2 separate regions of the Mus musculus genome follow, and region 2 is linked to region 1. Evidence: chromatin loops called from intact Hi-C (ENCODE). Cell type or tissue: heart. All regions are shown on one strand. Links, peaks and the distances in the headings refer to the core of each region. The heading gives the core; the rest is flanking DNA.

Region 1 (2,922 bases), core at 270-2,769:
AAAATAAAAGTAGAGGTGAAATATTGGGGTTAGAAGGACTTAAGCAGGAAGGGGAGACCAGTAGGGTGGAGGGAAGGGTTAACCCAAAGGAAGAGTGAATGAAAAGCCATACAGAAGTCTACTATCTCACAATCCAATTTAAAATCAGTTTAAAGGATAGTAGAAAACATGTGAAATAAAAGAAGAGGAGGAGATACAGGGCATTAGAGGAATAAGCAGGGATAGAGGTAGGAGGATGGAAGGGAGGAAAATGTAGTAGGTAGGTCAGCCAAAATTTGAGTGTATACAAAAGCCTTAAGAAAACCCACTAGTGGGAAGAGAGACCCCTTGGTATTGCAAACATTATATGCCCCAGTACAGGGGAATGCCAGGGCCAAGAAGCAGGAGTGGGTGGGTAGGGGAGCAGGGTTAGGGGAGGGTATAGGGAACTTTCGGGATAGCATTTGAAATTTGAAATGTATATAAAGAAAATATCTAATAAAAAAAAAAGAAAACCCACTAGTTAGTACGATTCTGTGGTGGTTTGAATAAGAATGGTCTCTATAGGCTCACAGGGTAGAATCCACTATTGGTATGTTGCAAAATGGTCTTGCTGCCAATGTGCCTTCTACATATTACCCATAGATAGTCCTGAGTTGCTGTTTCCTTGGTCAGAGAAGTGTCTTTTTTTCCATCAACCAATGGAAAGAATGGACAGCTGGTCACAGTGTAGGGAATAGACACTGAGTGTTCAGTCCTATATTAGAGAGAGCCATAGATTGAACTCAATAGGTTGAGCTTCAAGGATTTAAAACAGCTGTTTAATATTTTCTACCTAGGAGCTCTCCAATATTAATTGCTATCTGGCCATTTTCTGGCTCTTTATTTTGCCCATTAGGTAAGTTCTGGATGGTTGCTGGTTTGTTCTGTCATCTGAGCATTGAGGGATTAGGTGTTTGTTCAAATCTTTCCAATCTGGCATCGTGCTTATCTTCTCAGAAATTATAAACTTCCTGTGAGCTGTCAGCATCAGATGGCATCTCCATTCTGATCAGTGATGCTTGCAGTTGATGTGTTTCCAATGTTTCAACACTAGGGGGAGATCCTAGCCCACGTATATCCCTAGTGTAAAACCAGCATACTATTCAGAATGAGCCAGAGGAATAACTGGAAGGGATGGTCCGCCTTTACAGTAATCAGAGCTGGGCAAAATCACTGTGGACAAACCAATTCCAGGAACATTTTCTGTGCCTGTGGCTACCAATACACTATTTACCACCCTGATCTACATACAGCTGGAATAAGATCAAGGTCAACAATGTCATAGGTTGCCTGATGCTGAATTATGGCTTAAGATTGCTACAACCAACCATAAAGGATGCTGACTGAAATGGAAGTCTGTTAGCCTGGAGTAATGTGTCTTTTCCTGATTCCAGAAAAAAATAAAATAAAAACACCCCAAGTGAGATTATTAAAACTAAACGTTTCTTTAAAATTAGTGTATCCTCACACTTGAAAATAGCAACAGTCACTGATAGATTTTCACAGAAACTCATTATTGAGAAAATGAGCTATTCCATTTCCAAAACTTGGTTTTTTCTTTGTTTTCAAATCCTTAATTTGATGGCACAGAAAAATTTTGGTTTCCATTTCCTTGTATGAATAATGTTAAGAGTTTACATAACTTTTTCTATAAGACAGAAGCAAGACATATATGAATTGCACTAACACACACACACTGCTGCCACTAACTCTTATCCTATATCTTTCTATCCTATGCAAGGGGACACTAATTTTGACCCCCCCTTTCCTTTCCTTTCCTTTCCTTTCCTTTCCTTTCCTTTCCTTTCCTTTCCTTTCCTTTTCAACTGCTAGCTTATCTGCCCACAGTTTCTGTAGCCTTCTTCACCCCCACCTTTTCTAACCAAAGCCGCAGAATCACGAGTCTCCACCATGCCCTGTTTTACCTTCTGCATTATGCAAGCTTTGGGGATAACTGCTCTGCAAATCTTACTCTCCCTCAGACCTCCTCTGCCCCACATTTGCGTGTCTTTGTTCTCTTTATCTCTTACCGTCTCCCCAATAGTCATCAGCTTCAGGTTCAAGAAGTGGAGGCTCTGCTGGGCGGTGATGGCGCACGCCTTTAATCCCAGCACTTGGGAGGCAGAGGCAGGCCGATTTCTGAGTTTGAGGCCAGCCTGGTCTACAAAGTGAGTTCCAGGACAGCCAGGCTGTAAAGAGAAACCCTGTCTCGCTAAACTAAACTAAACTAAACTAAACTAAACTAAACTAAACTAAACTAAACTAAACAAACAAAAAAACAAAGAAGTGGAGGCTCTAAGTTCAGAAAATCTATGATAACCGGCTTACCTCCACACAGTCAATCCGAGGAGGCCATGCAATGTTCTTTGGAGGCAGATCACATTGACGAAAACTGTCCAGGAGGGAGAAGTGGAGCTGCCCTAGGCTGCCATTCCTCAGCAAGATGATGGTGGTGGTACTGAAGAGTATGGCAGGTCTCAGCCCACTTAGCAGGACAGCACCAATGCCACAGGCAGAGGCCAGTCAGCCAGTTCTGCCACCCCACTGGCTTTGTAATGATAGAGGAAGCTGCAGTTAGCACAGGAGCAACACTCCTGCCCCTAAAAGGTTCCTGGAAAGGGTGGCAGGGGAAGGCTGTGTCAGGGGGAGGGTTGTGTCAGGGGGAGGGTTGTGTCAGGGGGTGGGCTGTGTCAGGGGAGGGCTGTGTCTGGGGGAGGGCTGTGTCTGGGGGAGGGCTGTGTCTGGGGGAGGGTTGTGTCAGGGGGAGGGCTGTGTCAGGGGGAGGGTTGTGTCTGGGGGAGGGTTGTGTCTGGGGGAGGGTTGTGTCAGGGGGAGGGCTGTGTCAGGGGGAGGGCTGTGTCTGGGGGTGGGCTGTGTCAGGGGAGGGCTGTATTTGGGGGA
Region 2 (2,922 bases), core at 144-2,643, 1.1 Mb after region 1:
TCTTATAAAATTTCATTGTAATGACTAACAAGTCATGGTATGAGGCCTCTGGCTTCTACTACTCTATCAATACTGGAATCTCACTGAGACTCCTCTCTGATATCCTGTTGTTGCCCTGTGTCATGGTGATCCTATAGTTTTGGCTCTGTAGAAATGGTACTTCATGCACAGTGGCAGTTCATTGATAGGGTAGATGCTGAGGCAGACCAATTCAAAGGCCTGCATCTAGGCCTGAGAGGTAGTTGACCTTGTCAGCCAGCAGACTCACACTCCCATTCCCTTGTGGCCAGACCATCTACAACCCCTGCCACCAGGGCCAGCTATATCCTGCTGTGCAGGTGAAGTACAAGACTTGCTTTCTCAAATGTTGCAGCATGTGAAGGGTAGGGATAGCTCTCCTGGTCTCATGATCCTGTCAGGGTCAACTTTTCCACCCACCTCTGGTGGTAAGGGCAAAAGAGAGAGGAGGAAATCTCTTCTTTGTGGAAGTCACTGCACAGTAGACAAGAGACAGGACCAGCTCTCCCACACTCAAGTCCTTAAGGCCAACTTTATCTTAACTCCCATATCCCAGGTTAGCTCTACTGTGCTGCACAGGTGAAGGGCGAGCCAGATTGAAGGACAAGTCCAGATCTCCTGCTTTCTTCACCCCAGGGCCAGGTCTCCAGCCTGCCATACGTGGTAAGGGGGGAAAATGCTACCAGAGGAAGATGAGTGGTAGGGTCAGCTATCCCACACCGACTCAATTGCAACTCCCAAAATGTGCAGGGAACTCTCCAGAGTACAGCTGGCTAGGGGCAAGGTAAGCTCTCTTGTTCTCATGCCTCCAGGGCCAGCTCTCCCAGGATGCCCAGGTAAAGGGTGAAGCCAGTTCTTCACAGTCCTCAGACATCAACATGTCCCTAGTAGCAGTTCAAACCAAGGATGTCCTCCTGTACTTCGGTGGTAACAGACCACTGTGCAGTGCAACAGACCCAGATACCACCCCTACCCAACACCCTCCAGTGTCAGTACAGGTCAAGACCGCATCATGGTCCCAGGTGGCGTCACTGACAACTCATATCAGGCTTTTTTTTTTTAAATTAACATTGAATTCTACCTTTCTTAGTTGTGCTTACATCCTCCTGTTTCTCTTTCTCTTCTATTTCTCTATCACTTACTTGCTCTTCTTAGTGGTGTCCAGGGTCTGAATATCTGAGTCATTTCAGGAGTGATCTTAGGAGTCTTATGCCCTGTTAGCCCTCTAACACTATGCATTATGCAGTATGGTGTGTGTGTGTGTGGTAGGGGGAGGGTCTTCTTGAGCATGGTCTCCCCTCCTCCCCCAGGTCTGGGCAGTGCCAGACTGGTGTTCATCTCAGGCTAGCTCCTTTTTTGGGGCACCATAGACCAGACTGGGTTCTTCTAGCAGGTTTCTGGCTAGCCCCAGCCCACCTTGTACCAGAGTGGTTGTTGTCTTAGGGTAGCTCCCTGTGCAGGTCCCCGGTACCAGATGGTGATAGTCTCAGGCTCGGTTTTTTTCAGCGAATGTTAGGCTACTAAGCATTCAGATGTCCATATGTGAGAACACTTAGCACAGACAAAGCATCTTGTCTGCCACCTACTGACACACATGTGACACAGCAGCCACAACTGCAATACTTCTATTGGGCAGGGGGATTGAAAGACACAGATTAACATCAATCCATTAATTATAGATGATTTTAATACCCAACATTCTCCAATAGGTAGGTTATCTGGACAAAAATAAACAGAAACATCAAATAAATAGATGACATTACTCACCAAATGTACTTAACAAACATCTACAGAATTTTCTAATCAAACATCAAAGAACACAAATTTTACTCTGCAGCAAAAACCACCTTTCTAAATTAGACCACATCCCAAAATAAAAAACAAATCACTAAAAATTAAAGTTTGAAATCTCTCATTGTATCCAATTTGTCCACACTGCAATAAAATGTAATATTTATAGCAAACAAATCTCTATTAAGTACAAACACTCTAGAGATTAAACGACATATTATAGAATGATGACAGTATCCAAAAAGAAATCAATGGAGAAATAAAAACTTCCTGTTAACTAAGTGAAAATGAAATAATAAGGTAAAACCTATGGGATACATTGAAAGCAATCCTATGAGGAAAATTTATAGCTCTAAGTTTGGACATTAAAATAGAAACAAACAGCACAAATAAATGACATGATAACACAACTCAAACTGATAAAAACCAAATACAATCAAATTGATAATAGAAAATAAATCAGAAATCAATAAAACATAAACAAAGAAAACAACACAAATAAATAGATAGATAGATAGATAGATAGAGAGATAGAGAGAGAGAGAGAGAGAATGATAGAACCGAACTTAACACAGAAGCGAATGAATAGGAAAATGTTATAAGTAACACAAAAGCAATTTAGGCTATTGTAAGAGGATATTTTAAAAACATGTACTCTATTAAACAGGAAAATCGAAAGGTCCTGTATGGACCAATTCTGTCAAATCACAAAATCAAACCAAGACATTAACAATCTAAACAGACCAATAACAAATGAGGAGACTTAAATAATAATAAAAGCCTTCCAGCCAAGGAAATTCTAGGACCAATAAATTCACAGCAGAATGTCTGCTGGACATTCAAAGAAAGTCTAGAGCCCATCCTTCTCACACATTTTTTTTTAACACAAAGAAACATAAGGAAGACTCTCAAACTACTTCTGCAAAGCCAGTGTAACTTTAATACCAAAACTAAGTAAGACCCAACAAAAAAGGAAAACTACAAGCTGATATCCCTTAGGAGAATGGACTAAATAAATAAATAAAATAGTTGCAAACAGAACACAGGCATACATAAAAAAGAAAAGAAAGGTCTACCCATGATCATTTTATCTTTCTCCATTAAAAGCAGGGA

The links. Peaks named below come from ENCODE experiments on the same cell type or tissue, not always from the same donor. Only the 100,000 strongest peaks of a DNase experiment are listed, where the experiment ranks them.
Region 2: it touches region 1 in a loop (14-fold over the local background); 5 of 42 quality-filtered maps call a loop at or near these places.

Annotation. Positions count from the first base shown.
Region 1 is chr6:56,807,760-56,810,681 of GRCm38, forward strand. No RefSeq gene overlaps it. Among named protein-coding and RNA genes, the nearest start is that of Kbtbd2, 11 kb to the left of the region's middle. In heart, for the core only: no CTCF peak of the experiment used is centred there; no DNase peak of the experiment used is centred there.
Region 2 is chr6:57,858,294-57,861,215 of GRCm38, forward strand. It overlaps Gm25726 (a small nucleolar RNA gene), which reads right to left and starts at 1,655; the gene lies at 1,527-1,655. In heart, for the core only: a CTCF peak has its summit at 1,614 (motif pointing left); no DNase peak of the experiment used is centred there; H3K27ac peaks cover 367 bases.